Linked DNA regions of Homo sapiens: region 2 is linked to region 1. A link is a loop called in an ENCODE intact Hi-C map of the cell type or tissue named here. Cell type or tissue: heart right ventricle. All regions are shown on one strand. Links, peaks and the distances in the headings refer to the core of each region. The heading gives the core; the rest is flanking DNA. Region 1 has its middle 65 kb from the start of MARCO. Region 2 overlaps LOC107985941 (a long non-coding RNA gene).

Region 1 (4,390 bases), core at 116-4,115:
TACATAATGTGCCTCACATGGCATGGTTACATAATGTTTGGAGTGGTGCACCTGCACTCCAAACCCACTGAGTCATGCTGCACCGGCAGGCTGCCTTGGCCTATTCCTGACTAAAGTGCAGGCATTTCCCTTACACTAGGGCATCACATAATATAAATAATATTATTCCCATTTTATAAATGAGCAAACCCAGCCTCAGAGTGGGGAAGCAATGCAGTATGCTGGCTGTGCTTTGCCCAGCTTATATTCATGGCACTAACAATGTAACTGCAGCTCCTTTCCCCAGAAGCAAGGTCTGCTTCCCACACCTTGACTCTGGGCTTGTCTCAAGACTTGCTTTGGCTAACAGAAAGTGGCAGAAGTGCTGGGAAGCAGTTCCAAGCCTGGGCCTCAAGGGACCTTGCACTCGCTTGCTGTCTCTTGGAATCCAAGCTACGTTATGAAAACAAGACTGGCTGGCCCATTAGCGGGGGAGTGAGCAGGTGGAGGGGGCCCAGTTGCCCCAGCTGAGGTCATTGTTCATCAGCCGGCTTACAGCTAACCACAGCTGTATTAGTAAGCCCAGCCGAGCTGGTCAAGCCCAGCCCACAGCAGAAGAACTACCTGCCCAACCAACCCACAAACTCTTGAGAAATCACAAATGGCTGTGGCTTACCACCACTAGGTTTGGGGGTGGCTTGTTATGCAGCAACTGATAAAAATTAGTTTACAGAGGACACACAGCTAGGAAGGGCAGAGCTGGGATTCAAACCCAGGTCTGTCTGGCACCAATAAGATTGAGAGAAAGGAGGGTTGCTGCTGCCGGCATCTCTGCCAGGTGACTCCTCCCATAAGCTCTCAGGCTGTGCTAAGCTGAAGAGATTTCTCTTGCAGATCCACAGGGGCTGCCGCATGCACATGACTGCTGTGTGTCAGGACACTGGTTTTGTGGGTGATGAGCAACTGGGTAAAATCAGCACTACAGCGTCATCTGGGGCCACTGAATGTGAGGCATGGCCTCCACATGACTCTGTGGCAGGAGACGTGGCTGCACTGTCCACTTGAAATGTGTTTTCCCTCCTATGCTCCATTCCTGGCTGCGGCCTGCAGCTCTGGGCAGACTGGCTGGGCAGGACAGAGATGGTAGGCCTCTCAAAAAAAACCCTGTGCACAAGCCCTCCTGCCACTCCCCCACCTAGCAGGGCACCCCGCAGGGCACTTCCCAGCAGCAGATCATAGTGGTGTGGCTGAGAACAAAAGTTCTGGACTCCAATGGCACAGGTTAGGGTCCCAGTGCTGCTGTGCAATGGCTCTGTCACCTGCACAAGAAAGGCATCAAGCCTCTCCAGGCCCAGTTTCCGTCCCTGTAAAATAAATAGTAACAGTTTCTTCCTCGTAGAGTTCTTGTGAGGATTCATTGAAATAATAAGCAAAAAGACAGCATTTAAAATGGTGTCTGGCACACAGTGGGCACTCAGCCTTTGTTGTAGTCATCCTTTAAGGCCCTTCCCAGCTCACCCCACCCCAACATTGGCCCCACTGAGCCCTCTGCACATGGCGGATGGGTCTTCTCAGGCCCTCCCATCAGCACCAGGCTTGGGAGGTCTAGGATAGTGAGTCTGTGGCTCCTCCAGAAGCCGACAGTGATGAAGTGAGGAGTGCAAGAGAAATATTGGGGGTAGCATCTGTGAAAGGGAAAACATGGAGGGAGCAGGATGAGCAGGAGAACCTCAGACTGTAATGCAGACATGCCCCCGACTTGGCCACATTGACAAGGAGACCCAGAGCAAGGATGGCCTCTCAGAGGGGTCCTCGGTGGGCAGGAGTTGCAGATCCTAGTGCCCTGCCCTGCCCTGCTTTGTCCCTGGCCGGGTGCTGCCCCAAATGCACAGCCTTGACTAAGGAGTGGAAGGGAGTCCTGAAGGTGCCGCCGAAAGGCTGGAGGCTCCCATGCTCTCTGTGGCCCGATGGCAGGTTCTCTCTAGAGGCCAGAGATTCAGAAGCACTAGAGAGATTCAGAGAATCCCTGGCTGCTAGGTGGTTTGCTGAAAAGAGAGTGGGAGTTGAGATCAGATTCGGATCCCAGCACTAATGACCAGCTGTGTGGCTTTGAGGATGCCACAAAGCCTCTCTGAATTTCTGTTTGTCATCTGTAAGGTGGGAATAATGATAATGAAAATACTGCCATCTGGAGTGACTGCTGTGCTCTTGGCACATACTGGGGACTGAATAACCGTAGCTTGATTAGAATAGCTTCTGATACCAAGCCTCATTCTTACCACGTCTCCACCCAGCATATCTTCCCTTCTTCCTTCCACTACTCCAGAATTCTCCACACTCTTTAAGTCCCAGGACAAATTGTGCCTCCTTTAGAAAATCTTTTTGATTGCTCTCACTTCAGATAAATATTTCGTTTCTCTTTATCCATATAGCCCACCCATGTAAAGAAGGAAAGTTCAGTGAGAATCTAAGACTTACTTACTATGTGGTTTGTAGCATGCTAGATGCTAGATGCATTGTATTTTTGCACTGAATACCCATGATCGTTTATATTCCTCTCAGCAACATTGAATGAAAAATTCCATTATTATCTCCATTTCACAAATGTAAAAACTGAGGCTGAGAGAAATAAAATGATTTTCCTTTGGTCTTTAAAACTCATCTTCTGGTCTTTCAGTTTTAAATACATTTTTGCTTGCACCACGCTAGATTCAAGAGGCATTCAGAAAACATGCATTGTTGCAAAATGAATCAGACAGTATATAGGAATCTTTATTATTAAAATTGTACACAAATAGCACTCACCTGATGGGGTTGTTGTAAGTCTGTGGGATTAGCCAGGTGATAAAGCCGACTTCAAGGAATTTGTTTAAACACTCTTCAGTTCCCCTTTGTGGCAGGGTAATCAGAAGTGAATAAGGCCAAGTCCTAGGAATATAAACCAAAAACTCACAAAAAGAGAGACTATAGGCTAGTAAACATATTTTTAAATGTTTATCCTCACTTATAATAAAAGAAATGCAAAAAAAAAGAGAACACTTATTTGCATGTTAAATTGGCAATTTAAAAAAAATCCTTGATGTTGATGAGACAGGAAGAAAACAGGCCCCAGTATCCACTGGAAATAGAAATAGAGATGGATTTTCAGTGAGGGAAAGGGGCAATATGGCAAGATGGAACCCAAGCTTTTTGAAACAAACAAAAAAAACTAATTGAAATGCCCACTGTATTGGTCAGCTATTGCTGTGTAACGAATCAAACTCAGATGGTAGGTTACAACAATTATTTATGCTCACCCACACATCTTTGGATCAGCTGGGGATTGGCTATCTAAGCTAGACTCCACTAAGCAGCTCTGCCTCAAGCCACAGGACCAGCTGGATTTGGCTCCTTGCTGTGGCTCAGGCTCAGGTCTGCTCCATCTGTCTTCTCTCTGGAGCTCTTCTGGTGAAAGTAGTGGATACAAAGGCAAGCAGGAAGACATTGATTTCTCCTAAGGCCTGGGCTCAGAAGTGGCACATTTCCCTGGTCAAAGCAAGTCACATGGTCAAGTCCAAAGTCAGAGCAGGGAAGTTCACTCCATCTAGAGTTGAAGGATGGTAAAACCACACGGAAAAGGGAGTGGACAGGAGGGGTACAGAACCAGGCTAATGAGACAATCTGCCAACCACAGAAGTACATGTGAGCTCCTCGGAGTATTGTGAAGAGCACTGTGGAGTCACACAAATGTGCCTTTAACTTATGTAAATTCTACTACCTGTGTTCAGAAACATGTAAAGAAAGCAGCCATTTAAGCAGTAGTCTAAAGTGCTATTTCATATGTATCTTCTTTATTATAGGCTACACATTATACCTTTACACATATACTTTAGTATACATGGTGTGTATATGAAACAAAGAACACTGTACTTTATGGATGACTTAAGAGGTTTTCCAAGGAATTTCACTTTATTTGACTATATGCGTGAGCTGAGATTTGCTTCTATTCTAGAGAAGAATTAGAAATAGCCAATGACTGACAGTAGAGGTTTGGTTAACTAAATGATAGTACGTTAAATGTAATTACAGACTCTTAACTATTATAAACCATATTACAGAGGATGCTTAGGAATATGGGGAAGTATTCGTGATATATTTAAGGAAAAAAGTTGTAAAACAATATGTACAGAAGGACTACAATGAAATAAGAACAGTTTCCTCCTTCTCCTTCACCGTCTCCACTCCAGATTCAATCCAGCACCAAAGACCTGTGAGTCTCCCTCGATGTTTCTTGGGTCTGTCCTCTTATCTCCCACCCCCAGCCACTCCACACCTACCCCTTCCATGCCCAAGCCACACCATTCGTGACCTAGAAGACTGCAATAGCCTCTGAACTGGTCTCTTTCCCTTCAATCATGCTCCCTTCTATCCA
Region 2 (4,390 bases), core at 125-4,124, 170 kb after region 1:
CTGAGGCAGGAGAATCACTTGAACTTGGGAGGCGGAGGTTGCAGTGAGCTGAGATGGTGCCATTGCACTCCAGTCTGGGCAACAAGAGCAAAACTCCATCTCAAAAAAAAAAAAGAGAGAGATGTGTTGCAAGAAATCGGCTTACGTGACCGTGGGGGCTGGATCCATAGCGCAGGCTCTCAGGAGGGGCAGTCCAGAACTCTCAGGCTGATGCTGCAGGCCACAGGTGGGATTTCTTCTCAAGAAAGCCTCAGCTCTGCTCCTAAGGCCTTTCAACTGATTGACTCATGCCCACTCAGATTATTGAGGGCTATCTCCTTTATTTAAGGTTAACCGGCCCAGTGCAGTGGCTCACGCCTATAATCCCAGTATTTTGGCAGGAAGATTGCTTGAGGCCAGGAGTTTGAGACAGGACTGGACAACAGAGCAAGAGCCTCATCTCTACAAAACATAAAAAAATTAGCCCGGTGTGGTGGCACACTCCTATACTCCTAGCTACTCTGGAGGCCAAGCCGGGAGGATCACTTGAGCCCAAAAGTTCAAGGCTATACTCCTAGCTACTCTGGAGGCCAAGCGGGGAGGATCACTTGAGCCCAAAAGTTCAAGGCTGCAGTCAGCTATGATCAAGCCACTTATACTCCAGCCCAGAAAACAGAGTGAGACCCTGTCTCTAAAACAACAACAACAAAAAACCCCAACCAATTGTAGATATCAACTACATTGCTGTGGCTTGAATGTCTCCTCCAAAACTCAATCTGAAACTTAATCCCTAATTTAATAGTATTGGCAGGTGACAGGGCCTTTCAGAGGTAGTTGGGTCATGTGGGCATTCATGGATTAATGGGTTAATAGATTAATGGGTTATCATGGGAGTAGATTAGCTATCACAAGAGTGAGTCTGTTACAAAAATCCAGCTTGGCTCTCTCTTGTGAGCCCCTCCCCATACGATGCCCTGCACTGACCATTAGCAAGAAAGCCTTCATCAGATGGACCCCCTCAACCTTGGACATCTCAATCTTCAGAACTCTAAGAAATAAATTTCTTTTCTTTATAAATTGCCCAGTCTCTGGTATTCAGTTATAGCAACAGAAAATGGACTAAGATACACATCTACGAGATACCTCCACAGCAACTCCTAGATTAGTGTTGATGGAATAACTGGGGATTGTAGCCTAGCCAAGTCGACACCTAAGACCGGCCCTCATGTCACCCAAGGACAAGACAGCGAGGTCCTGAAGAGTTTCATGAAGAGGAGGGGAAGGAGAGAGTGGGGAGCTCAATGTGGACCCCTCAATTAATTTCCCAAGTGCTCAATGAGGCCTGCCCCACCTCTCATCCAGCTCCTTGGCCAGGCCCTGCCCCCACTCACCTCTCTTATGTGGGACACGTGAGCCCCTCCAGTGTGCCAGGAGCACATGGGTACAGGCACACATAGAGAATGCCGTGTCCACAGGAAACCCAGTGAGCCTGAAGGGCCTTGGCGTGCCATTTACAGGTCACTCACTTGGGCCAGGCCTCACTAGGGATGCCAGGGTGAACAAGACGTGGCCAGTGCTCTTGAAGGGCTCCCACCTGGTGGAGGTAGCAGACAAGTAAGGGGACAAAGGCCCCTCAGAAGTACACATCTGGTGGGCCGGGCGCGGTGGCTCACATCTGTAATCCCAGCACTTTGGGAGGCCGAAGCAGGCATCACTTGAGGTCAGGAGTTCGTGACCAGCCTGGCCAACAGGTGAAACCCAGTCTCTACTAAAAATACAAAAATTAGCCAGACGTGGTGGCGCGTGGCTGTAATCCCAGCTACTCGGGAAGCTGAGGCAGGAGAATCACTTGAACCCGGGAGGCGGAATTTGCAGTGAGCCGAGATCACGCCATTGCACTCCAGCCTGGACACAGAGCGAGACTCCATCTCAAAAAACTAAAAAAATAAATAATAAAAAGTACAAATTAGGTGTGGTTATCGCCTGGAGAGCCAGGAGCATCCTTGGGAGGGGACTTGGGGAGGGGTCCGCTGGGCTGCTCTAGCCCACTCTGGGCCAGAATCGTGATTCTAATTGCAGGTAGGCTTTACCCTATCAAAGCCCCCTGGGCTGGGGACTCTGTGAAGAAGCAAGATGTGCTTGAAACCTCCCTCTCTGCTGAAAAATCTAGACAAGCTCCTGACCGGCTGCATTGCTGCTTCAGCCCCTCCTCAGGGAAGCGGGAGGCCCTGGGTCTCTACGGGTGCTCTGTGAAAGACTGCAGAGGCTGGTGGGGCTGCATTCCTGTCTGTCTGCCTAGGACAGTGCCTACTGACTTCTGACTGCTGCCCCATGGTCCAGGGCTCCAGGTACACCACTGCAATGTCACTTTGTGCTTGGGGTTCCAACTAGACAAAAGCCCCACGTTGCACAGCCCTTGAGCCGTCCCGGGTAGCATGCCCCCTGGTGGCCGTGGGCAGTTATTACCGTTAATCCTTTCTTGCCCAGATGCCTCTAGCGTAGGCCACAGCAGCCGGCCGGGTTCGTTGTGTCTGGAAAGACCAGAGAAGGGTTCCCGGAGAAAGAGGCCGTCTGATCGGAGTTTTATGAACCAGAGGATAAAGAAAGGAAGGGATTTCTGGGCCTCAGAAAACCACATGCCAACGCATGGGGGTATTAAGGATAGGGGCTCTTGAACGCCCAGGCTGGTAAAATCTAGAACGGCAGAGGGAGGAGGGGTAATTTTTCTGGTTGGTAGAAATAAAGTGGGGATGAGGAAGAGCACGAAAGTCTGTCGGCAAACCTGAAAGTGGGAGCGAGCTTTTGTCAAATCCAGGGTCAACCTGAGCTCTCATTAATTGGGAAACTGGAGAGTCAGATCCTCTAAAGAAAGTGGAAATATTTGTTCTAAAGAACCCCTGCCAGGTCCCCGTTTACGTGACTCATAAAGAGGCCTTCAGGCAGAAAGGATCCCAGTGCACCAGTAACAGAAGGGCTCCAGGACCAGAGGGAATGGACAGGGAACCACCACCCACACCAAGCACAGGCCCATTGTCGGCATGAGGAGCCTCGCCCCTGCAGATCACCTCCCAGAGGGGAGCGGATCAGAGATTAAATTCCACACCTTTCTACAAAATCATAGCAGTTTGAAAGTGCCAAGGGGAGTAGGTGAGGAGGTTTCGAGGCATGTATGCAGCCGTTTGGAGACACCAGCCATGTCGCCTGAGTTTTCTGATGTAATCCTCATAACAACCATTCCAGATTTAAGTGATTAGTCCTGTTTTACAGATGGGGAAACTGAAGCTCAGAGAGGTTAAGCAACTTCCCCAAGGTCATACAGTAGCCAAGTAGCATAAGTGGTATTCGAACCCAGTTCTATTTGGAGCCTTCACAGGCTTTTTGCTGCATTCCACAAGAGTCTGTATATTCAGAAGCAAGTCTTCCACAGCCATCATAAGTCATCCTCACAGCCGGCTGGCAGGGAGGGAACATTGCCACTGTAGCTGGGATCATAGATATCGTGGTCTCCATTTGACGGATAAGACTGAGGTCTGGAAGAGAGTCAGTCAGTCTGTGTGATAAGCCTGAACCACCCTCTCCTTCAGTTCCTCCCCTAACCCAACATCCTCCGGGTCTGGAAGGACAGTGTCTTGAGCAACTTCTTGCAGCTATACTTCTCCAGCTAATAGTCTAGAAAACCGAGCCTGGTCCCGAGTCTCCTCCTCGGGGTACGAGCCGAGGGCACTGATGGGGGTCAGGAGGTGCTGGCTAAAAGACGGTGGTGCAGGTGCCCCTGGCTTTAAGCGCGCCCAGGTTATAAAAAGCTTGGTTCCCATGCTGGCCCTAATTCTCCATGCACTGAGTACCTTAGGTCCCTTCTCTGGGTCTGTTGCTCCCCTGTAAAACAAGGGGGTGGGAGAAATGACCTTCAAGCTCAAACACCATATGTCCACCTGGGTTGGTATAGCAGATTGCATTAGTTTGTTAGGACTGTTTTAACAAATGCCACAGACTGAGTGGCTTAAACAACAGACATTTATTCTCTCACAGCTCTGGAGGCTGGAAGTCTGAGATCAAGGCAGTGGCTGGCAGGGTTGTTTCTCCTGAGGCCTCTCTCCTTGTAGCCACCCCTCTTCTCCCTGTGTCTTCACATGGTTGTCCCTGTGTGTGTGTGTCTGTGTCCTAATCACCTCTTCTTATAAGGACACCAGTCACAGAGGATTACCGGCCACCCATAGGACTTCATTTTACCTTAATTATCTCTTTAAAGTCTCCATCTCCAAATTAGTCACATTCTGAGGTACTGGGAGTGAGGACTTAAACATACGAATTTGGAGGATAGGACACAATTCAGCCTATAACACAGATAGAAGACACTGCTCATTTTAAAAAAGAAGTAGCAGGCTGGGCGCAGTGGCCCATACCTGTAATC

The links. Hi-C counts contacts between places; a loop is a spot of excess contacts. Peaks named below come from ENCODE experiments on the same cell type or tissue, not always from the same donor. Only the 100,000 strongest peaks of a DNase experiment are listed, where the experiment ranks them.
Region 2: it touches region 1 in a loop (4-fold over the local background); 22 of 110 quality-filtered maps call a loop at or near these places.

The regions. Positions count from the first base shown.
Region 1 is chr2:119,004,762-119,009,151 of GRCh38, forward strand. No RefSeq gene overlaps it. Among named protein-coding and RNA genes, the nearest start is that of MARCO, 65 kb to the left of the region's middle. In heart right ventricle, for the core only: no CTCF peak of the experiment used is centred there; a DNase peak (open chromatin) is centred at 1,800; H3K27me3 peaks cover 1,221 bases.
Region 2 is chr2:119,172,221-119,176,610 of GRCh38, forward strand. It overlaps LOC107985941 (a long non-coding RNA gene), which reads right to left. Exons shown (of 3, transcript XR_001739665.2): 3 at 1-3,509. Among named protein-coding and RNA genes, the nearest start is that of C1QL2, 16 kb to the left of the region's middle. In heart right ventricle, for the core only: a CTCF peak has its summit at 2,432 (motif pointing left); a DNase peak (open chromatin) is centred at 2,423.